2 separate regions of the Homo sapiens genome follow, and region 2 is linked to region 1. A link is a loop called in an ENCODE intact Hi-C map of the cell type or tissue named here. Cell type or tissue: heart left ventricle. All regions are shown on one strand. Each heading gives the region's core, and the rest is flanking DNA. Links, peaks and the distances in the headings are about the cores only. Region 1 has its middle 73 kb from the start of LINC03007. Region 2 holds the start of HOXA10-HOXA9 (HOXA10-HOXA9 readthrough).

Region 1 (12,264 bases), core at 1,624-9,623:
CTTACCTGCTTCACAAGTCTTACACTCCTGCTTCTCTCTGCCATCCCTGAAACTAGGAAAAGGGAGCAGAAAATTTGAAATTCAGTTCTGTCACTTCTTTCTGAGCACTTTGGTACTTTCTGAGGGAATTCTATTCTATTTAGCTCTAAAATTGCTTATCAATACAGAAAAAGCTCCAGTTTGGTGTACATTTTCTACAAATCTTTTGGACATTTCCTAAGGTAATTTTTGAAGGTGCTGAATGGCATACACAACTGCACAGTAGGACTAAGGGATTTGATTCCAGAAGGAGTAATGACTGCTTGGCAGTCCAGGGGGCTTCTCATCACCTCTGTCTGTGGAATGAACTGTGGGCTGACATCGCAGTAGGATCACAATTTTTGGATCATGATTTTTAATTTTTTTAAAATGCTAAGCAGGCTTCTCCAGTCATGGAAGAAGACACTACCTTCTTTAGCTTAGCTCATATCATCACTTCACTTGATTATCATGCCTTTAATTTCTCTCTCACTTTCCTTCAGCTCAACTGTATGCCCATCACTGAGAATAAATGCAATTTGAGTTATTATAACAGTATTTAAGACTATGCAGCCATATGATATATTTTCTACATATACATATATGTTACCTGTAAATAGATAGAGAGAGGATTCAAAAGCTATGCAGCAAACTGAGGAGGAGGAAGTGGGAATGTGGGAACTTCAGCCTTTTAAATGTTTTAATATTTTGGCTTCTAAAAGCAAGATTGCACTTTTGGATCACTTTTATTTGGTTAAAAAACAAGCAACCAATCTGAAGACAAAACAAAATAAAGCAATATAAACACACCAAAGAAAAGGGAAAAAAAGAAAAAAAAAGCAGAAAGAAAAGAAAAAAATGAAAAAAGAAATGAACAAAAAACAACATCTCTCATAGAAATGTGCCCTACAAAGATAGTTACAGCCACTGACAGAGGTGTAAGAATATATGCATTGCAGCACTGTTTCCAATGCTGAAAAATTAGACACAATTTAAACATCTCCTAATATGGAATGTGTTGAATGAATCCAGTTGTGATCATTGAAAGTAGCCCTGTTGGCCAATCTAAATCACCTTATAGAAGAATCCTGGACCACGGGAAGATTTCCATCATCTACCAAGACTAATAAAACACCCCAACAGTTTACAAAACAGAATGTGCAATATTTAACTTTTTGAAATGCAAATACATACACAGAAAAAAGATGTCAAGAATATATATCATCGAATATATATCAAATATATATCAAGATCTGAGTAGTGGTTTTCTTTCGTAGGGAGTGAATTTTTCTTCCCTGCTTTCTTTGTGCTTTTAAATTTTACTACAATGCACATATATTATTTTAATATTTCAAAATATGTATATAGTTTGGAAAATGCACTAGCCCATAGATGACAATTTTTAATATTGATGACTCTTTTAAAAATCAGGACAAGCTGATACCAGATGCAGTGAATTCTCTGACAACTTTATATTTGAATTTTGTCATCAATCTCCTGTTCATTTACCTCTAATATCCCTTGGAATATTCTTATCAATGATACTGACATTTTGTATATGTTGTGGAAGGCAAACTAAAAAGGGAGAGAAAAAACTATAATTATTAAATATATTTTTTCTAGGAGTGATTTTTTTTTTCTTCAAAAATATGTCCCAAACCACCTCTGGAAGTCACAGTACTATTTCAAATTGGCAATTTTACAAAGAAATGTAATTTTGCCTGGCATACTGTTGCTCACCATCATAGTAAATACAAATAACACTCAGATGCTGAGGCATCAAGGACTCTGGAGCCTGTGAACTTATGTAGTAAATATTTTATAATTTTTTCTATACAAAATTCATTTTACAATCTAACTTAAATACATAAGATTGTTTAGTTTTTTGGGGGGTTGAATATGACTTTGAAAAGTCACTTGAACTTTATCTGTCTGATGTGAAGAGAAAAAATTGAGGCAATTTTCAACGTAATCCAAACTTAAAAGAAAAAAAAAAAAACCTTGTTCATTTTACATTTTGGAGACAGACTGTTTCTTTCTCCCTTTAGATACATTTTTGTATTTGTATGGGAAGCTGGTATTCTGGCACTATTTTGTTTTTATTTTTGTATATGACATTTTTATAGCGAATGAAAGTTAAAGTTTTCATAACTGCTTTGCCATCTTTTAGAAACAGCCACAGAATATAACATCCCTAAATACAGTAACTGTTAATAAAGCTGCCACTTATTTTTTCAAGTCTGTTTTCATTACTTGATTATGGCACTCTGGGTACAAAACATAGCTTGTTTTCATGAAAAAAAATGATAGACATATAATTATCTTTCTCTCTCTCTCTCTATATATATATCTCAAATAGTGAATTCATGGTTTTTCTTTTTTTTTGTTTTTGAGACAGAGTCTCGCTGTCACTAGGCTGGAGTGCAGTGGTGCGATTTCTGCTCCCTGCAAACTCCGTCTTCGGGTTCAAGCGATTCTCCTGCCTCAGCCTCCCGAATAGTTTAACTTCTGCTACTACAGGCGCGCACCACCATGCCCAGCTAATTTTTGTATTTTTAGTAGAGACAGGGTTGCACCATGTTGGCCAGAATGGTCTCGATCTCTTGATCTTATGATCTGCCCTCCTCGGCCTCACAAAGTGTTGGGATTACAGGCGTGAGTCACCGCGCCCGGCCCATGGTATTAAATTTTTTAAAAATACCCATAATGAAAGGAACCTGAAACAAACAAAATACCTCTTTCATGTTCTTAATTTCCTTTCTTGGAGATAGTGTTTGTCCACAAAGGCAAATGCAATCTTTTGAAAAGTATATGGAAACAAACACCTTCCAGCTGTGAGCATGTAATTGGTCAATCAGTTCTTATTCAGAGATGTTTTTAAATGTCACTGTGTATTCTTATTTAATTCTTGGATCCCTGCATCCATAAAAATAGTGGCCTAAACTGTTGCTGTTCTATGGAGATATCAATTTCCATGTCTTTTTCTTACAAAACCATACTGGAAAAATGGATGGAATTACCCATTTCACATAATTCGTAAATTTAAATAAAATAACATGGAACACAGATTTCGACTTTCTCACAGTTGGCAATGTAATTTATATATTTGGAACGTGGTTCATTTCTATTATTTGAACCCTCACTTAAATATGTTAGAGTTAGTTATTACTGTAAGCTGAGAGAACCAACATGTAAAAACAGATTGATTTCCACAACCATCTGCCACCACAATGAAATAATTTGGCTTAGAAACTTACAGGATATGTGATATATTATAAACAGTGTATTGTTATGAGTTTACAATTTAATGATAAACAGGGCTATTTGTTTTGTTACTGAAACCGTAATATCAAGATGGGGAACAACTAAATAGAGACTGTAAAATGAAACGGTGAGATATGTACTTTTGCTCAATTTAGAGGCCACAAACATAGCTAATCATGCATTTTGTTAAATACTTGTTTGATGATATTCTTAATTACATGTCCTTTGTGGTTTGCTGCTATTTTCAGGTGCTATTAATAAAAATCAGTATTCCTAAAAGTGCAAATAGATTGGAAGCAGATGCTGTTAGTAAAACATAATTGGGCTAAAGAAAAAATGTTGCAATTTGAAAACAGACCAATGTCTTTTATGTGTTGGTTTGCCGTGATTATGCATTCATGCAGGACTTGAAAGAGGAGTAATCAACAAATGCATATTAAGAAGAATAGAAAATATAAAGAAGAAGCATTTTTGTAAAGCTCAGATAAAATGTTTATTTTATGTGAACAATATTGGAATTGCTGGCATAGGTTACAGAAGTTAAGCTGAACAAGAAAACTTAAATTAGTCTTTGCTACATTAGAATGTTAAAATGCAACTTTTAAATCTTTGAAACATATGCAAAAAAGTAAATTACTTTTGAAAATATTGTTTTAACCCAAAAGATTAATGATTTATATTTATAAATGATAATACTGTGTTTTTAAAAAATGCAAACTGGGAATTTTTTATGGCCAGATCATTATGATATTTTACTTCTACTTTTCAGTAGTTCTGAGTGGTTACTTTATGAATGTGTATTTCTTATAATAAAAAGAAGTTAAAAATATGAATGTAATAAAACTGTGAATTCTTACAAAGTCAAATTATAGTCCAAGCAGAAAATAAGAACAAAATAAATCTGAGCTTTGAGAAGCAAGTTCTTAATATAGAACCCAACTGGAATTTCGTACTAAAGCAAAACAAAAAAATGACCTCACTACTAATACATAGAAAAAGATAGGAAGAAAATATAGGAAACAGATTTACTTACTGATTGTGAGAATACATATAAACATTTTGGGTTTTTCTTGTTATGCCTTTTGGCATTTCTCAGATTTTTTCAGGAACATATATACTTCATAACCAGAAAAACCTTATTCATTAAAGAAAAATGAAAAATAACATGATAGTCTGGTTTAAATAATAAATAGTTTGGGTTTAATGCTTAGTTATATTACTTAAATTATAATAGTACTTTATTCATTACCCCAAAGCTTATTAAAACAGCACTAACACAGTCATATAAAGCTAACGCCTAAAATTAACACTAAAATGTAATTATTTCCTAGTAGATTGTAAAATTAACTTTTTATAATTACTAAGAACCAGGTGTATAAAAGTGCTAATGTTTTATTACTCTACTTTACCTAGAGTTCAATTTCAAATAACAATTTGACAAATTATCAACTGACAATGTTTTTGGCTTTAAGATGGATATACATTACTGTAATTGCTTGGAATATCATAGGAATTAACATTTATTTTTAACACTGAATCACTTGTTAGCAATGGAATAATGTCTCTGGATATAATTTCATGGAGGAGGCATAAAATAATGCCTCAAGTTATTTACTTTTAAGACTACAAAATTAAATATGAATTGAGTTAAATGTAATCCACATACTGATGTAAATTTAAAAAGACAGTAATTAAGCAAATTTTCCTACCTTTGTTACATGTCAAAAAGTATTTAGAAGAATAAACGTTACACCATACTGACCTAACAAGAAAACTTTTCCATTCCCCTTGATCTTATAATTTTCCACAAACCATTATTCTCCACTGAGAGCACTCTTAACTTCTTACTAATACAGAAATTCTTCGGAATCCTCTATCATTTCTGTGCTGGAGGCCCAGAAATTGCAGAATCGGAAAGGTGTAATTTGTTTTCCAGTGGAGAGAGAAAGAATTTTGGCTGTGAATTTTAATTTCTGTTTAAATAAAGGCCCATAGCCTGCCAAAAGAAGTAATTCTTTCTTACTTTTTTTTTCGTGAAACGGCCTTGTTGACAACTCAGATTTTAAAATGTAATCCAAATTAAGGAACAAAGACTTCCAAATTTAATTTGGAGCAAACAAACTACCATAATAACTTTTCTGAAAACTGTAAAAATGTTACCCAGTATAAACGCGCAGACAATATGTTTTAAAACTTAGGTTCCTGAAGATCGTGTTCATCCTTTCATTTTCCAGGTATTTGTCACTTGACATCTTATTTCATAAATCGTGAAAAGGTACGTCTATGTTCAGTTCGACCTAAAACAGGGAAAATTTTTGTAAAAAAAAAAAGAAGAAAAAAGAAAAAAAAAGATCAAATCAATCACAAGAAGAATTCTCTTATTAAAAAACTGTCAACCGAGTATCCCTGGGGCATTTTACTGTTGGAAACAATTTTAACACATACATCATTCATAAGCAATTCATAAATGCTTAGCTCGAAAGAATTTTCCATCCTTTCTCTGCTTCAGTGCAACTCGGCTCTCCCTAGCTCTGCTAGTGGAAAATTAGGAAGACAGGGAATTCATAGCAAAGGAAAAAATGAATTCTAGTGAAGGAATAATTTTTATTGCACAAAAATTTTGCTTCACACACGGCCAGCCAGGAGCAGTGGCCCTTACACAGATTAAAATAAAATTAATTTGGGGGCGGATAGATTGGTGATCTCTACTTATTTCATGTTACAACTCTTAACGACTTGTAAGAACCAACGAAAAAAATGCATTTAGAAACAGAATTCTCTCAAAAGGGCGAATTAAGACGAATTTTTTCAGAAAGCCATTTATTTCCTTCAGGCCCTTGGCTCAGTCTGGCGAGGCTGGCGGGAGACCCGCCCATACCCCCCGGGAGACAGGCGGGACACCGGGTTCTCGAGTTACAAAGCAGCCCTGGGTGCCCGCCCACTATTTATGCAAAATAAACACGCCCTCTTTATTAAACCAGCCAATGATCAAACGGCATCCTGCCCGGCGGGAGGTGGGGCCGAGGAAGGAAGCACTCAGCAAACCCAGCTCCGCGCGCCTCGGCCCGCTCCGCCTCTTCCTCGTGCCCTTCCTCCTCCGTGCTCCGCCCGCAGCTAGGCCCCTCCCACTCAGCTGGCGTCTGTGCGCTCCGGGAAGAGGTGGGAAATTGGGCGGAGCCGGGGGCGGGGGGAGATGCTCGCGGTTTCTCATTTACATGCAGCCACACTATTGGCTTAGGCTGGCGGTGAAAGGACAAATTAGGGGCGGGTAGCTTGTCAAAGTGCACTTCACGGATTGGCTTAGGCTTACGATGACGTAAGAAGGCCGTTTAAGCAAATGAGAGCGCAGGGCTAATGCGCCTCCTCCCTCTCGCCCCACCTCTGTGTGAGCGACCCAGTGAAAGATGAGCCCTTGAGGCACATTCCCTAGTAGATTTAAATGACAAATCTAGAAAGAAGCGGTTTAAATATTTATGAAGAGGCGGAGAGGTGTAGAGTGTCTTCCGGAAACGCTTCTGATTGGCTGGTGTTTTCAAGCAAGTGTTAGCTTTATGAAATGAGTGAGTACCCCCAGATCAATTCAATGATTATGTTTCGTGCTTCGGTTTTTCTTCTTCCAAAAGCGCCACACCATATACATCTATTTATTTTCTCAGTAATTGGTTGCATGTGTGGTCCGAGGGGCTCACTTTTGTCACATTTTCACTCTCAATATATTTTGTTTTTTGTAAATCATGTCTTATTTTCATCAATTTTAAAATGCAAAGATCTGGGACAGATGGAAACAATTAGAACCTCCGCTCTGCTGATGTGTATAATCTTATTAGTTTAATGGGTCACAGGGTGCAGGACCTATTTCCTATAGATCAAAGTGAAAACAAACACGGTTAATATCCCATTTTGTTTTAGAACCACATCGGATCGGGTTCCCTCTCTGGGCCGTGGTAATGACAATATTAAGAGAGCTTGGGTTGCCTTGAAGTTTAGAGGGAAAATTGAGTCATGAAGCATTTTGGTTTAAAAATGCATTGATATTAACACCAGGTAGCCGGTTGCCAGGTCCCTGAGCTCTCTTGCGTTTATCACAACAGCATGGCTTTTTAAAGGATTTCAGTAATGCTCGTTTTGATCTTTTGCCTTAAAGCAAGTGAAAAATCATGCTTATTTGGTTGTTAATTATACCAGTTCTCAGGTTTCCTCTATTCAGGCTCAGTGCAAAACTTCCGAGCCCTTGGTGTAATTTTCAACTATGACTTCTTAATGATTTTTTTTCTTCATCTGTGGATAGTAGTCACAGACTCTTTTCAGAATTTAATTTAAAAAAAAAAGTTAAGGAGCCACATGACCGCCACCCAAAATGCAGCATTTCATTTCAGGGAGTTCCTGACCGCCTAAGGCCACTCCATAGACTCCTAAATATCTGTGAACTCCGGTATCAGAACCCACACCTTAAGGAAATGTCTTTCATATTTTGAGTTGTGTTCGGTTGTGTTATTCCGAGGCCAAAATATAATCTTCTAAGCACCTACGGGGTTGGACCAGAGCCTCTCTCTTCGTGACAAAGACCCCCTTTGGAAACCTCCCGCAGCAACTTCTCACCCCAATAAATTAAATGCAGCCGCAGTGTGGTCCATTACACTGGAGTGTGAGGTGACGGCCCCTGTCAAAGGTGAACGGCCCAGTACAGCCCCTTAAATATTCCTACAGATAATAAATATCTGTGTAAGGAAGGGATGTAAAAGTTTCCTATTCGTTTGGAAAGCTCGGTACTACAACAATGAATAAACATTGCAGACTGATGAATGCCCCCAAGTCCCTCCACAGAGGCGGCGGGGAGAGAACCAGATCTTAAAAAATTTTTCACTCTAGGCCTGGAGGCCGGGTGCTGCGGCCACCCGTGCCTCGACGTGTTCCTCCGCACGGGCTCTAGGAATGTAAATACCACGAGTTGAGACAGGTCTGGGCCCCGGACAGAGCGGTCCGTGGTTTTAGCAATTCATTTTAATTCCGAAGCGGTCCAGTGCATTTGCTTTCACTTGGTTGCGCGGGGCTGGAATTGATAAGAGAGAAAACCATGTACTTGTCCTTGTGGGTTGGGAAACAGGGTCACTGAATCCTGGGCTGGCTCTCACAGCTTCCTGGCAGAGTTCACACACGCACTCAGAGGCTGCGCCAGCCCTGTACCGCAGGACTGCGGGCGCTCCCTTGCCGGCACTCCTCCTTCGGTTCAGAAACCAAAGTGGAAACGCATGGATCAAGTTGCAGGGAAGTCTGACATCTGGGACAGATGTTGCTCCTCTGCCCGTGGCGGTTCCTCAGATAAATCCTCATTGCTTTATTTTAATTTGCCTTTGAATTTCGTTATTTTTGCCTCAATGCAACACATAGTCTTTTTTTTTTCTGCTTTATTTAACTCTCACGGTCCTCTGCGCTATTTTTATCAATGGTATAACTTTATTTTGGGAAAGGGATTATTTCCCCCTCAGAAATGGGGGGAAATAATCAAATCTCCAGTCAATTATGTCTTGAAATTTAACTCTGCTTTTACTGGTCCATCATAAAACATTTAAACCGTTAAAAACATGTCCCTCACTGATCAACTTTAGTTGTTTTGTGTTTTAAAACATGGAAATACAACCCCTGTGTGTGTATGTCACATTACGGACAGACCATATTAATCTCTTTCTCACAGAAAAAACATCTGCGTGTGTGAGTCTAAGTAATTATTCATCTAGGGTAACAAATTCTAGAAGGCTTGACCTACCTTCCTTCCTCCCTTCCTTCCTCCCTTCCTTCCTTCTTTCCTTCCTTCCTTCCTTTTTCTTTTCCTTTCTCTTTTTCTTTTTTTGTGCTTCTTTGTATCTAATACCCAGGGGCATTAACAACATCTCCTCTGCCTCGTCTTCCCGTGTGTAGAGGGACCCGTCTCACGTCCAACAATAGATACCCCTTTTATTATATATTTTTCCTTTTGTTTTTCTTGACCAACAATTTCCCTTCAGTTATTTATTTTAGCTGGGTAACCCCAAGCTATATGCTCCGTGTAAACCAGAATGGTGTGGTCGGTTTTGTGACAGGTAGTGGCTTCCTGAGCTGGCTCTGATGCGCACCTCTGAGGCGAGCCAAGGCGGAAACTGTCATTCCTAGAGGAAAGCGATGCCCGTCTGGGAAGAATCTGGGAAACCCCAGCATTCCTATGAGCTGCGGCCCACTAAGCGCCCCTGACCGCAGTGATCACTGTCTCCTAGATTTTTTGACAATGTTGTTTTGCTTTGTTTTAAAATATTATCGTTACTGCTGAGAAACGTGGACTCTTATGATGAAGACCTGCCGGGCCTTCCCCAGCCATTTCACTCCCTGGCCTCCTCCAAGATGGCTTTCATTTAGGGAGGGTCAGACTCATCTAGGTGACATTTCCCCGAGCCTTTCAGTCAAGTTGGTCTACAAATTCACCAAATTAGTGCTTGGTCTACATCTAGGGCTTCCTGCACGGAAAGGCCAATAGAAAAGTCCACGACTTGACTTTTACGCCACATCACTACAGCCACAAAACGGGGACCTCCTCGGGACTGGAGGCGGATCCTCCACGGGTCCCCGGCCAGGCCCATCCTCCTCGCAGCGCGCCTGGTGCGGCCGTACCAATTCCGCGCCGTGCAGCCTGGAGTTACAGGCCCCGACCGAGCCAAGATCTGAGGCTGCCGGGCCCTCCCTGTTTACTGGGGGCTCTGCTACCGGAAGTCATTTGACAAATCTCAGGCAGGCCTTTCTAATCTTTACTGCTCGGCAGAGCTTTGCAAATCTCTAAACACGCTGTAACCTTCTTCAAACAGCACGCCAGACACACTTGAAGGTTTTTTTTTTTTTTTTGAGGCCGGACGGAATGGAAACTGCATCTGCACGGGATCTCTCCACAGTCTGGCCCGCAACACTGCCAGCACCTTCCCTAGACCCTCGCCTCCCCGCTTCCCCCGCACGCGGATTCTCGCGCATCCGTGCGCCCACTCAGCCCCGGGAGCCCTCCTGCCCCGGGAAGCCTCAGACGGTCTTGGGCTGGAGACTCACCCTGCGCCCCTGCAGCGGGCTGCGGGGAGAGAACCTTGGGGAACCAGGCAGGACCGGCAAGGGTGGACCGAGTGATTTATGACCCTGATCAAACTTTTTAGGAAGCAGAAATTAACCTGAGGGAGATTAGGCCTGAGCTTTGAAGTTCACGGTTTTGTTTTCCTTCAGCCCAGTTCTGCCATCAGATGGTTCTTGGTTCCTTCTACCCCTCTCCTCCTCCCCCTCCTTCGGTCTCTCGTCACCCCACTTTATCCTCCAGCAACCCCTCCTGCGTTGATTTTCTTAATTTCAAATACAAATATCTGAACACCAGAAACTGAAGTTCCTGACAGTGACCTATTGAACAGAGGCATCGCATACTCCCTACATCCCAGTCTTCTTGGAATTGCGTTTTACGTTTGAAAGTGCGATTTTGGTTTGGAGGTCGGGAGTAGAAAATTTGTATCTGTTCTTTTCTTTTGCTGTTTCCTACTTGCCTTTCAATACCCATACTTATTCCGCCCTCGGAGACTGGCCCTTCCCGGCAGAGCAGAAGCGCACGAGGGTTGAGTAACTCTGCAGGTGAGAGCTAATTTTTCAGCGCATCCACCAGATACCTCAGGTTTGTGGATTTTCCCCCTAGTTGGCCAGAAAACTCACACCCAAACATGCAAGTCCTCTATGGCCTCTCCGTCCTCTTACCTTGGCCCTCTTTATTTCCATATCTCCCTCCTCCCCATGCAGATCTCTAAAGGGAATCTGTCTCCTGCGGTTCTTTCCCGCAGGCGCCTGCTGAAAAGGCAATTTCCTTGGGGGTGTGCCTAGGGAGAGAGGAAAACAGAAACCAGGATTGTTTGGGGGCCTGAAACCATCCAAATTTTATTGCATCCGCTACAAAGTCAACTAACTCTTAATGAGCATCCAAGCGGAAAAAGGCCGAAGTTTACTCCGTGTTAGGGCGGGGAATGGGGGTGGGGGTGATGGGAGTTTGCTTATTTCCTTCTGGTACAACCAAAGGTTGCAACACCTTCCTGAGAGGCTCCTCCCAACGCCAAGAGTACGGACGCGAAAGTCAGAAGGCATCGGGTTTCAGCCCCCTGAATGATCCAAGATCACTCCGCCACGAAGACCTTCGAAGTTGGCCCTGTCTACAGCTTGTAATTAAAAGGATAATGTGTCTTGTAATAAAAAACAAGACCCACACAAACAAACCCAGCGTCCAACGGCCCTCCACCTCGCCACACTCTTCTCTAATAAGGGCCAGTGACAAACATTGCCATCCAGTTTAACCCAAAAGGAGGAAGCAGTAGATCTTCCTTTTAATAACTTCCCAAAGTGTTACAAATAATAAAAAGGACGCATAAATCATCGCGGGGGCGGCAGAACGGGGACGACAGAAGGATTTACTCCTCTCTAGCCCTGGCTTCCAACCGCGCTCTCATTGGCTACTTCCTTGTGGCCCGCCCCCGAATCCGCTCTCTTATTGGTGCGTCTGGTCCCAGACGCAGAGACAGGGCGTAGGATCGGTGGGGGCTGGAGTCCACCAGTGCGCATGCGCGCTATGGCGCGCATGTATGATTGACAGCAGGGAGAGGTGTTTGTGCGCGCGCGCGTGCGTGCGTGCGTGTGTGTGTGTGTGTGTGTGTGTGTGTGTGTGTGTGTGTCTCTCTCAGGGTTGAGGCAGCGAAGGTGGTGGTGGCGGGGCGACGGTGAAAGTGGTGGCTGTGAGTGCTGGAGCTGAGGCCGCTTTTGCCGCCGCGGTGAGGTGTAGTCCTGTTTGCCGGCGTTTTCCGCTGAGTCAGAAGCGCTGGTGGTCACAGACTGCGCTCTCACCCACACTGAGGTCGATCTGGAAGGAATTTACTGAGGGGGCTCTCCAGCAGCTGGCTAACCGGGAAGGAAGTAGAACTAGAAGACATGCTTTACTCTTCCTGAAGAAGA
Region 2 (12,264 bases), core at 3,077-11,076, 1.3 Mb before region 1:
TTCCCGAGTCCTCAGCTCCAGAAGACCAGGCAGATGGGTGGACCGGTGAGCAGCAGGGCAGCCCCTGTGCCTCTGTCTCTGCCGAGTCACTCCGAAGCCCGGCAGGCAGCGAGGAGGAGGGAGTTTCTCCAAGGACAGAAGGTGGGATGAAGAGGTAGGCAGGGAAGATGAGGGGAGAGGTGGATCCCGGGTAAGACGAAGGCCCTTCCGGGCCCTGCGGATCAGTGACAAACCGCGGGGAGAAGCCGTTCTGGCTGTTGGCGGTTTAGGGACGGAAGGCACTAAAGCGCTTCGGAAGTGACCATGAATGAGAGAGTGTAATCAAGTCACCGTGCAAATCGGACAAGCCACCAGGCAGGCACATCCACGGCTTCAAACTCTGGCCCCGAAGGGGTTCCGGCTAGGGTCGGAGGCAGAGGCGCTTCCCAGAGCAAGTCTATGGGAGGGGGACTGCGAAGAAGGGGGTGCAAATGCGAGACTCCAGGAGAACAGACTCCGAGACCACAGGCCACACAGCGACGGACTCCCACCTGGCTATCCCCAGTCCAGGGCATCCCTCACCCACCCGGGGAGCTGCGGGTGGGAGGTGGGGACGAGAGTTGAGCTCTCACCGCCCTCTGCACACTCGAGAACGAGGACCCTGCAATTGAGCACAAGCATGCTGCATGGGGGCGCACCCCAGCCTCTCCGCGCGCGCCGGGAGGCCCCCCAGCCAACATGAGTTACACCGGCGATTACGTGCTTTCGGTGAGAACACCGAGTGACGATCTGTTGCTTCCCCTGAGGTGGCTACAAAGAAAGGAAGCCGGGAGGGAGGGGAGAGGAGGAAAAAAAAAAAAGGAAAGGGGGGGGGAAAAGGCCCGGACTAGCTAGCAGCTTGTCAATTTCAACATCGGGTCACATGACCAGCACCTCCCTGCTAAGGATGGGGATAGATTTCCACGTCAGCTTACGTCTCCAAATTTCTACTTCACGGATCCGCTTCAAAGAGGCAGCTGCAGTGGAGAATCATGTTAAGCTCGGCTACTGCGGAGAGCCCAAGGTAGCCCAATAATGGATTTTGATGAGCGTGGTCCCTGCTCCTCTAACATGTATTTGCCAAGTTGTACTTACTACGTCTCGGGTCCAGATTTCTCCAGCCTCCCTTCTTTTCTGCCCCAGACCCCGTCTTCGCGCCCAATGACATACTCCTACTCCTCCAACCTGCCCCAGGTCCAACCCGTGCGCGAAGTGACCTTCAGAGAGTACGCCATTGAGCCCGCCACTAAATGGCACCCCCGCGGCAATCTGGCCCACTGCTACTCCGCGGAGGAGCTCGTGCACAGAGACTGCCTGCAGGCGCCCAGCGCGGCCGGCGTGCCTGGCGACGTGCTGGCCAAGAGCTCGGCCAACGTCTACCACCACCCCACCCCCGCAGTCTCGTCCAATTTCTATAGCACCGTGGGCAGGAACGGCGTCCTGCCACAGGCTTTCGACCAGTTTTTCGAGACAGCCTACGGCACCCCGGAAAACCTCGCCTCCTCCGACTACCCCGGGGACAAGAGCGCCGAGAAGGGGCCCCCGGCGGCCACGGCGACCTCCGCGGCGGCGGCGGCGGCTGCAACGGGCGCGCCGGCAACTTCAAGTTCGGACAGCGGCGGCGGCGGCGGCTGCCGGGAGACGGCGGCGGCAGCAGAGGAGAAAGAGCGGCGGCGGCGCCCCGAGAGCAGCAGCAGCCCCGAGTCGTCTTCCGGCCACACTGAGGACAAGGCCGGCGGCTCCAGTACGTATAAAGGCAGCGCCCTGCGCTTTATGAAAGGGGAGTTGGAAATCTAGCGCAGCACCGCTGTTAAATTTTTATATGCTGTTTTATAAGCATATAAGGTTTATGAAGGGCCTTTAGGTTTCCCCCAACAAAACTTTGTTATAAAAGGCGGGATCACGTGGCGAGTGCTGAAATTGGCCGTGAAATACCCACCGGCCAAGGCATGCCTGCAAAAAAAAACAACTCCCCTTTTCCCTTTTTTCCCTTCTCAGCTCCCAAGCCCAGCAGCTCGACCCCGCTCGGGGCCAGCTCCAGGCTGGGGAGCCGGAGGTGGGCGCCTGTAAATTCCCCCTGCAAGGGCTTCGGGAGCTTTTGATAGCGAGGTAATCCGGAGATTTTTATAAAAGCCATGTGTTGCGCCGGGACTCCAGTCCCGGCCGGGATTCAAAGGCGTCGCTGTTTAACGACGGCGCTAGGAGCGCGTTTAACAGATAAAGTAGCCCGCTTAGCTCTAGCAATATATTAAAAGAACAAATTAACCCAAAGTTGGCCTTTTTGTCCAAAGGAAGCCATTTTCCTCTGGCGTGGTGGCAATTACGTGCCTCCTTCTGCCCAACTGCATGTTATTCACAATTGTTATTCAATCTGTCAAAAGCGATTTTTTTTTTGTCTTGTGGGTCTTTTTTTTTTTTTTTTTTTTTTTTTTAAAGGGGGAGCAAGTAGAGCCTGCCCGCAGCTTCGGGAAGCCCCCTTTCCCTTCACCCTACCTAAGATAGAGCCGCTGCTCTGCCGTGTGCAGGATGGCCGTGTGGCCGTGGTGCTCAGCGAAGGCCTAGGGTAGGGGGCTTCCGCCGCCACCTCCCCACCTCGGCGGAGCCGGAAGGCTGGCCGGGGAGGCAGAAGCTGGTGGCCAGGACTCAGGCTGACAAAGACCCGGCAGCCGCCCCAGATGTTAAGGACTGCCCAGTCTTGGCCGCAGCCGGGAAAGACTGGGACTGGAGCCGCCTTTACTGCCTTGGGAAGGGGCAGCCCAGGTGCTGGAAGGTGAAATGTCCGCAGGCGGCTGTTTGTTTAGTCTGGCCTGCGAGAGGCAGCCGGCAACCCCCACTTGGCTGCTTTCAAAGAGGCTTAGGCAGCGCAAACTCGCCTGTTGCTGTGCGAAGCTCTCCTTTCTGTTCTGGGGGCAGCGGGAGCAGCTTCCCCGGGGGCCTATTTAGGGAGCTGGCTTTTATCTGTGGCTGAGCCTCCAACTGCGGCCGTTCCAAGCATGCAGTCGGAGCGTTAAAGGCAGGGGCCTGGGCAGACTTTGACGGGGCTTGGGCTGGACCACCAGTCCCCATGGCAGCCCTTCTCCTCAGCTATGGGCTCTGGGGTGGATTGCAGCCCCCACACCTGGCTCACCCCATGCCTTTTCTCCCTCCACAGGTGGCCAACGCACCCGCAAAAAGCGCTGCCCCTATACCAAGTACCAGATCCGAGAGCTGGAACGGGAGTTCTTCTTCAGCGTCTACATTAACAAAGAGAAGCGCCTGCAACTGTCCCGCATGCTCAACCTCACTGATCGTCAAGTCAAAATCTGGTTTCAGAACAGGAGAATGAAGGAAAAAAAAATTAACAGAGACCGTTTACAGTACTACTCAGCAAATCCACTCCTCTAAGACTCCAGCGGCTGGAATTGGGTGGGGGGCTTCATACACATGAGATAATATGCAGATTTTGCCCTTGACAAAGTCAAGCCACATGGTGACTTTTGAAAAGAGGTGTGCAAGAGAGGGATGCATGGAGATAGCCCCACAGGAGGTGGTCTGGGACTCTCTTGATTAAGATCTCAGTGGTTAAGATTCCTAATAATCATTGGATTCTGAGAGCTGTGCATCAGCTAGAATGACAGGTTTGGGACCCCTGGTGGTTCACTCTTGGAGCCTGCAGAGCTGCGGGCTGGGTGTGGTCTCCACTGGGGATTGGGCCCCTGCCAGACCCCCTGGAGACTAACCCCACCACACCCTCCCTCTACTGGGAGCCTACCCACCCCCAGGACCCCTGAGTAAAAAAGCTGTGTGCTCTCCAAGCCCAGTTCAGCTTGGGGACAGGGGCAGGAGGAAGGGGTAGGATTACTAGGTGCCCAGAATGAGGCTGCTTTCCAAAGCCAATGTGAACAGCGGCTGGACTTGGAGGTAGCTTTGAGGTGGAAGAGGGCTGCAAATCCTTGTGGGAAAAGAAATCTATGATTCCAGGTGGCATCAGTGTCTTTCCACTCCTCCTAGCCACCCACCACACTGATCCAGCCCTGAGTTCCTAGCCACCGCCTCCTACAGCCCACCTGGCTTTTCTTTCTACCAAATGAGGGTCTTGGTTCCAGCCTGCCACTCAGGCCCAAAGCCTCGACACAGAGTGGACTGTTCCCTGAGGTGGGAGATGTGGAAAAGCCAAGAGGCTGCAGCCAGGCCACTGGCCCCTGAGATCTCTGCAGGAAATGGCTGTGGAGTGTGGCAGTTTGGCAAACTCTCCACCACACGTAATGAAACTTGGATTTGCTCAGTGTCTGGCTGCAGAGCAGTGGGCCTGGCCAGCAGGTCCCCAGCTTTGGCTATGAGGGCCTTGAGTCCCCCAAAACACCGGGTTCCAGCACCACACTCAGCCCTCATTGGCTCTTGAACTGAGCTTGGAAGCTTCTGGTGACCTTCCAAGAGCCTGAGAGTGAGGTGGAATTATTTTAAAAGATAAATATTATATTATATATATATATATTTCCCTGAAGGAACCAAAGCGAATTTTAAAAGATGCAATGTAGAGGGGAAAAGAGATGATGAAAATATTTAAAGGCCCTATCTGTTTACAGTGTTCCGTGGTTAAACTCGCTCACTGCTAAGAATATTTGAATGTATGCTTCATACAGGGATGGTGTTCAAAAAACTTGTAAATAAAGGAACCATAATCAATTTTCTTTTCTTTCTTTCTCTTTTTCTTTTTTCTTTTGCCATTAGTTGATTTCCTTTAGGGTGTTGGAGGGGGTGGAAAAGGTATTGAGAATGGTCTTTTTAATCTCTTGCAACATTTGGAAAGAGTTAGGGAAATGCTCAGAGGCAGTCGGCCTGGCCGGCCTGGGGATCTCATCTGGGAAAGCCAGGCACCCTCCCATTGAATCTCCTTTGCCTCCCTGTGTTAAGAAATGTCTGTTGGCTCCATTTGTACTGGGAGTGTTGGCCTGTCCTCAATTCTGGTTCTTACCCACCGTGTGTGTTGCAGCACTTATACAGGCAACTGGGCACAAGGAAAATAAAGACGGTGGAAATTTGAGTATCCTGGTGTGACATTCCTCTCCCTGATCGCCTTTTACTACCAAATGTCTGCCCCCCTCCCCCCACCCCCCCAAAAAATGCCTTACCTAGTTGAGGAGCAAGTTATCAGGCCCCTGAGGGGGTGAGAAGGTGACTGAGTCAGGAATTGGCTACAACAGAAGCCAGGCTTAGGAAACCAAGGTGGTTGGCTACGTCCTTGTGGGAAGTGGGGACCTGGGTGGTATCTCAGGGCCTGGAATATAGGACTTTATCCCCTCAGACTGATCTCAGCCCTGGAGAGGGCCTTGGGGCCTGAGGTGGCCAACAGGTCAGACCCCAGGCTGCCCTCGCTCACCTCAGGACAGGTAGGCCTGCAGTGGGACCGTCCGGGGGCCCGTGGAGGCTTCAACAAGAGGGAGCCTGGTCTGGGTTCCAAGGCAGAGCAGACTCCCAGGAGCCTCTAAGGGTGCTTTCTCCCCAGCTCCCAGCTGAGGCTGCTTTTTCCCTTTGGGGGAAAAAAAAAGGATGCCGATTTCCTCTTTGTTTGCTGCCTTTGAACTTCTGCCTTAAAATTGGACATCACCCATAACCTTGAGGAGAAGGGCTGAAAGGACAGAGCCCTTTGTTGCCCACCCCACCCTCTCTTCAGCCACCCAGGCAGGGCCAGAGCAGCAGATAGGGTCGCATTTGGAGAGAGGCCCCAGACCCCACTCTGTTTATTTGTTTGTGTGTTTGTCTAACTGGCGCGACTGGGGAAATCGAGCTGAAAGGGTAGTGGGACAGATCTAGAGATGAATGTCTAGGTTGATAGGCAGACACGCAGACATGAACAAGGGCCCTCCTGGGGGGCAGGGAGGGGGCGGGCTGGGAAGCCTGGGTTTAGGGAAAGACTTCCTTTGGGATGGTTAAAGATTAACCAAAGTCTCTCAAGTTGCTAGAGAGAGTCTAGCCAGGAGGACTGCTCGCGGGCGGGCGGCGGGCGGGCGCGGGTTTGATTTCTGAGCCCTATAAAAGCCCATCCTCCGATGGCTGTGACAATGTGGTCGTAAACCCGTCCGGGGCCGGCCAATTTGCATATTTGGAATGCGCCGCTATAAACCCGGCTGGGGTTTTGCAGCGATTTCTTAGATGTAAAAATGAGATCTCAATAGCAGCGGGCTGGGCACATCCTCTCCTCTCTCCTTCTCTCTCTGCCCGGAGCTGGTTTCCGTCTCTCGGCTCGGGGCTGGAACTCCGGCCCAACCTAGGCGCGCAGCCGCCACGAGATGGCGCACTTCCGATCAATGTCAAAGCCGCCGGGGAGCCGGGAACCCCAGCATGATTCTTGGCCTTTGTTCGCTTCTGATACTAAGAGCAGCACGGTACATTATTTCACTTGTCCCGCTCCCCTTCATAACAGAAAAAGGGGACTCACCCTCAAGAAGTGATTGGTATGGTAATTTAAAGCAACGCGCATTCGCTAGGCCTCGCGAGCGTCGCCGCGCGGAGAAGCCAGCTGTCCCTTGGCAGTGATTTCGGAAATGTGTCAAGGTAAGAGGCCACAAGTTTAGCAATTTCAGTCTGGTGGGGCGGGAGTGGGGAGGTGGCCGATGTCTAAGCAGGGCTCTCGGGAACGTGGCTGGGTTTGTGGGGTGACGCGGTAGGGAGCCCCCACCCCATTGCTCCCTAAGGTTGGAAAGCAGGGGGAGGCCTAAGTAGAAAAGTTGAGGATTTTAGCTCCTTGCGCCAGCATTTCACTCAAGGCGAATCTTTCGATTTTGTAGAAATACACAGAATAGAATGGGCTAGGGATGAGAGGCATCTAGGCGAAAGTGTTCCAGCTGTGCTGCGATAGGGGGTTGTGGGAGGGCAAAAAAAAAAAAAAAGGTGATCGCGGGTTGAGGAAAACAAAGTTTCCATTCTAAACAATGGGGTGGTAGAAGTCTGCGGCCGCTAAGGCGAGCTTATTCCCAGGGGCAGAAGTCCTGGAGGTCACTGGTTTCCTACTAGGTGCATCTCTATGTCTGCCCGGCAGCTTGGAGAAAACCTTTGTTCCGAAAAAGGCCAATTCGGAGAAGTCGCATGTGATTTTTGAGAGTGCCAGACAAGTCTCTGTGTTGCATACTTGGAGTACGCTGTTATAAACCCAGCTGCAATTTCGCAGCAATTTCTTACATATGAAAATTAGATCTTTTGTAGAAGATATTTTGCAAATATGCAAAAATGTATTGGTAAATACTAATACTTTTTTAAAAAGCTGGAACCGAGGATAAATTTTGACGGAGCAATCACTCCATTGGGGTTGTCATCAAACACATTTTAAATGAAAAAATTCCATTACATTTTGAAGGATCGATTCAAATTCCCTCTTTCTCCTATATTTAATTTTTTCTACTATTTTTCCATTAGTTTCCCACATCTTTTTCTTTTCCCAAATATACAGTGCGTGGTGAGTGGGGTGAATCCCAGAGAAAGTAGGCACTGCCTGTTTGTTGCGTAAATTTTGCCTATCATAGTTACTAGTCTTTGTTGAAGGCTGGCTCCCAAACTATGACGGAGCAAAGCAACAAGGCAAGAAATGAGCGCCCACCCAGTGAGCTGCTCTCTGCAGCGGGAGCCCTCCCTACAATGCCAGAGCCGCCTCCAGTTCTAAGGCCAGAGGCTGTTTATTATGAACAAATCTAAGAATATTGCAATTCAAAGGGTGTGTGAAAAGGCCCCAACACTTCCCTAACAGGGGAAGGGCCATCTTAATGGTTGGATTTAGAAAACTTTAAAAGTATGTTGTTTAGTAATAGATTGCACCTGATAGATTCAAAACAGACACATCAAATATCCCTGAAAATGTTGACATTCTTAAAGATGAATGGGAAAAGAACATCATTGCTTGTGGAAAAATTTTCTAACTATGCATAAATGCATGGATATGAGAAGCTCTGATTTTTTTTTCTTTTTTTGCTAAAGCCAGATATGTAAAAGCAGCCTTTATTTTTCCTCTGTGGGACTGCAGCCCAACTCCACCGCTGGATAATTCAGAGTCTTGAAAGCATTGAGAGTGCCCTCCAGATATAAATTGTTTACTAGCAGTTTCGATCTCAGGACCTGGTATCTTTTCATTAGGAACTTGTTTTTCATAATAGTTTATTTCTCACTGCTTACAAGGGCCTACTCAGAAGGAGTACCTAGTGAACTGCAGCCTAATCCTTGCCGAAGGCCTTAATCCATGGGCCTGGTGTTTACTTTGGCCCCATAGGGCTGGCAGGTTATTACCCGGGTAGAAATGGGCAATATTTCCTCCTAAATAAAACATGGGCTCTGGAGGTGACTGTGTAACCGCTGCATAAGGCCTGGTTGAGGCAAGCAGGCACTGAAGATTTAGGTCAAAGTTACCCTGAGGGAGAGGGAGAAATTTAGTAGCTGGGAAGAATGGCAAAAAAGAAAGAAGGCAAATGAGCACGAGGGAGGAAAAGTGCTTGGAAGCCGACCCACACTACAACTGAATCGCTTTCTTCATCTCTTGGGGTGGGGAATCTCAGGAAAGCCGAGGCGCTCAATAAATGGAATATTTTATTGAGAAACCTAACACTCCAGTGTTAAAGTCTAGAGAGCATGGGAGCCTTGGGGGTCGGTCAGGGATGCTGGGGGCTAGGAGACCAACTGAGAGGGCCAAGGAGGCGTTTAACTTGAGCTTCTGCTGCGTTAGTATCCTCTCATTTGAACCAGCAGCAGCCGGCCCGCCTGCAGCCGGCCAGCTCACCGGCAGTGTCTCGCTGCGTTTCCCACTCAGCAAGCCCTGGTGGGAGTTGGAAGGCAGTCCTGGGCCAGAGAGGGGCTGCCATACATGAGCTTACACACTCTTTTTAAAAGCCAGAAGGAGCTCAAGCCCAACATCCCGTTTGGTTTATTACAAGGGGGAAAAAGTCATACTAAAGAAACACATCTGGCTCACCACAGAAAGGTCACTGAAGACCCAAGTGCCAACGCCACGGCTTGCGAGGCCCATAGCAGGCCTCCCAGCTCCTCTACTCTTCGGCTGGGGCAGCCTTTTGTAGCAGATGCGATACAAACTGACTTTTGTAACCTTGGTTGGCACGTGCAGGTCCCTGGATTCTATCCAGCCTAGAAGCCCATTTGGCTGCCCTACGGGGCCCTGACCTGAGCTGTCTGCTGCAGGGCACCCAGCTTGTCTTGCCAGCCAAATTGGCAGGGCCCCCAAGTCCCAGGACACTGGGGGACTCTGGAAGACCCAAGGAAAAGACTGAGGGGTGTGTGAACTCCTTCGAAATGATGGATCAAATTGTGGGAATATACAGATATGCATTTTTCACAGAATGAGTCAAAACTTACTTGGATTTTCCAGAAGGGTCCTGACTCCCTAAAAGGTTAGGAAAGATAGGTTAAGATCATTGTCTTTTACTTTATTTGTATAGCCTCCACTATCTCAAATATATACTGGACCTTCCCAGATGTCGGCCTGGGAAGTTGCTTTCTGCATTTAGCCTGGAGAGGCATGACTCTAGGCCCAGGTCCTGGCCCACTGACCTGCCACGGCTCATTATCCTTGAGGAAACCTCGAAGGTCTTGGGACCCACTTGCCAAATGACACAGCTTTTCTGAGAGGCATGGGCAGTGCTGAAGAGCAAAGCTTCCTTCCTAGGCAGCCCCCAGCTCTGTGGCATTTCCAGGTGGCATTGCTAAGGGCAACAGTCCCAGCCAGTTCCACCCTTCTGGTGAGCAGGGTAAGGACCAGGCAGATCCGGGAAGCTAAAGATAGGGCCACTGGCTGCGGTGCTCTGAAGCTTTTCTGCACTCAGGTTCGTCCGTCTCATGGGCCTAGAGGGTAGAGAATTTGCCTTGGCCTTGGGCGCAGGAGCATGCGAAGAGCGAAGGAGAGTTAATGATCTCTTGGCACAGACCCTGTCTTGATCCCTCTAAAGCCGCTGCTGCAGCTTCAAGACCCTGTCAGGCTGGAGAGAACTGGCTTTCTTATTCTCTCTCCCCTCCTGTTTCTCTCTCTTTTCTCTCCCTCTGTCCGTCTCTCCTTCTATCTCTCTCTTTTTCTCTCCATCCTCCTCCTCCGCACCCTGATGCTCAGTCCTTACGGCCGGGTCACCGTGGGGCGCCGAGGTTGAAGTGGCTGGAGCGCCGCGCTAGCGGTGGAGCGGCCTTCTGGGCCCGGAGCTCGGAGCAGCCACTGCCCGCAGCGACCGCAGCTGCTTGAATCTCAGAAGCCAGAGCTGGAGCTCTACCTAGCCAGCTCTCTCTGCGCTTTCAGGGTCCTCTCAGGCTCCTCTTCCACCTTGGGCTGGATTCACACTGGGAGGAAGGAGGCAAAGTGCCGCGTATGACCCGGATGCAAGAGTCTTTCCCAGCTGAAGGCAGCGGCCTGAGCGGTCTATTTCCTGGGATGCCGGCGTTCAGTAATGCCAGCTCCGACTGGGGCCGGAGGGGCGGGCAGGCCTAGAGTATCCTGGAGACCTGTAGCCCACGGGCCAGGGGCAAGGCAGCGACCTCCCGGGCTCCACTGGATCTGGCCGGAAAAGGTTGCATTTCCTGAGACTAGCATGAGGCTCACACTTGGGGGCTAGCACCCCAGGCCGGCCATTTCCAGTTGGCTAAAACAGAGCCCCTGAGCCTGCTGAGCAAAGGGCCTGACCTCCACATGCTCTTATAACAGGACCATGAGCCCAGCCCGGCCTTGCAGGGAAAGGATTTCCTCACCGAGGCCTCGTTAAAATGCACACACTGCAGGAGCAAGGACTGCCCTAGCTGAGGGTATGGGAGGGAGGGGAAGAGGGGAGGGGACAGAGAGGTAGGAGTGTAGTGACACTGGTTCTTGTTGTAGCCTCCAGGAGCATATGAGTGCCAAAGCTAACAGGAGAGCAGGAACATAAAGCAGCGGAGGTGTACACCGGGCACACCCCTCCAAGTCTCTCACTTTGGGCCAGCCAAGGACCCCAAGGCCAGCATTTTACTTCCCCGAAATGACTGTGGGCTTAGAGTCTTCCCTAGGTGATGAGGGGATGCTTGGATCTGGCTCTGGCCTTGGGAGTGGGAGTGGGGCCGTCTTTCCATCAAGGCTGGCAGCCGCTTCCCACCCCCAGTCCCGCCAGCCCACCAAAGTCCACTGACAGGAGTTGTAGAGAAGGCAAGCCGGGTGAGCACAACACCAGAGGAGAAGATCCTAACTGGATCAACGGACTAGGGGAGAAAAGTGTTGGGGGTTAGGGGCTAGGGAACAACCACTGCATTTTGGGGAAAAATCTGTGGATACTGGAAGTAGAGGCAAGTCAGCTTCTAGTTCACTCTGGGCTCCTGACACTCTGAGGATCCTGACGGCCATAGGGCCAGGTTCGCCACTTTTGAGGAGGCAGAATTCAGACAAGGGGCCAGTTCCAGATCCAGAGCTGAATGGGAAGCGCGTGAGTCCCCGACACGGCCGCTTCAGTGGTTAGAGTACACCGGGGACTAGTGGCAGCTTCTGCGACAGGGATGGTGAGCACCCAAGGCAGACTGGGCGCGCACCATAAACACCCCACTTGTTAACTGCGCGGGGCCCAAGGGCCCTTCTAAGGGACCCCGGTATGGGGCTCACGTCCGGGTAGGGGCGGGGCGAGCCCAATGGCCAGGCCCCCCACCAGCCACGTTGGGGCAGCCCCCACAGCTCCCGGCCTTCGGGCCAAGGTGTCGGGGTGCGTCTCCTGGCCCATCAATACAGATTACATATTTATATCAATCGCGGGCTCTGAGGGCGCCCTCGGAGAGCGGCCCCGCGCCTACGAAACCAAACTGGGAGTGGTCGCGCGGAAACTCTGGCTCGGGATTGGCTGCGGGCGCCCGCCGCGGTGCGGGGGGATTGCTAATCGTATTCAGCATGTTTTGCACAAGAAATGTCAGCCAGAAAGGGCTATCTGCTCCCTTCGCCAAATTATCCCACAACAATGTCATGCTCGGAGAGCCCCGCCGCGAACTCTTTTTTGGTCGACTCGCTCATCAGCTCGGGCAGAGGCGAGGCAGGCGGCGGTGGTGGTGGCGCGGGGGGCGGCGGCGGTGGCGGTTACTACGCCCACGGCGGGGTCTACCTGCCGCCCGCCGCCGACCTGCCCTACGGGCTGCAGAGCTGCGGGCTCTTCCCCACGCTGGGCGGCAAGCGCAATGAGGCAGCGTCGCCGGGCAGCGGTGGCGGTGGCGGGGGTCTAGGTCCCGGGGCGCACGGCTACGGGCCCTCGCCCATAGACCTGTGGCTAGACGCGCCCCGGTCTT

What was found. Hi-C counts contacts between places; a loop is a spot of excess contacts. Peaks named below come from ENCODE experiments on the same cell type or tissue, not always from the same donor. Only the 100,000 strongest peaks of a DNase experiment are listed, where the experiment ranks them.
Region 2: it touches region 1 in a loop (5-fold over the local background); 49 of 110 quality-filtered maps call a loop at or near these places.

The regions. Positions count from the first base shown.
Region 1 is chr7:25,856,722-25,868,985 of GRCh38, reverse strand. No RefSeq gene overlaps it. Among named protein-coding and RNA genes, the nearest start is that of LINC03007, 73 kb to the right of the region's middle. RefSeq lists a silencer at 6,221-6,330 and an enhancer at 12,169-12,248. In heart left ventricle, for the core only: no CTCF peak of the experiment used is centred there; a DNase peak (open chromatin) is centred at 6,355; H3K27me3 peaks cover 8,000 bases.
Region 2 is chr7:27,173,934-27,186,197 of GRCh38, reverse strand. HOXA10-HOXA9 (HOXA10-HOXA9 readthrough) reads left to right here and starts at 5,959. Exons shown (of 3, transcript NM_001433944.1): 1 at 5,959-6,552. The coding sequence starts at 6,543. It overlaps HOXA11 (homeobox A11), which reads left to right and starts at 966. Exons shown (of 2, transcript NM_005523.6): 1 at 966-1,762; 2 at 3,170-5,041. The coding sequence starts at 1,054. The coding sequence ends at 3,402. HOXA10 (homeobox A10) reads left to right here and starts at 11,878. Exons shown (of 2, transcript NM_018951.4): 1 at 11,878-12,264. The coding sequence starts at 11,892. It overlaps HOXA11-AS (HOXA11 antisense RNA), which reads right to left and starts at 790. Exons shown (of 2, transcript NR_002795.2): 1 at 1-790. RefSeq lists enhancers at 1-720, 1,603-2,484, 2,485-3,367, 5,855-6,456, 6,457-7,059 and 2 more. In heart left ventricle, for the core only: a CTCF peak has its summit at 6,291 (motif pointing right); DNase peaks (open chromatin) are centred at 5,407 and 6,267; H3K27me3 peaks cover 8,000 bases.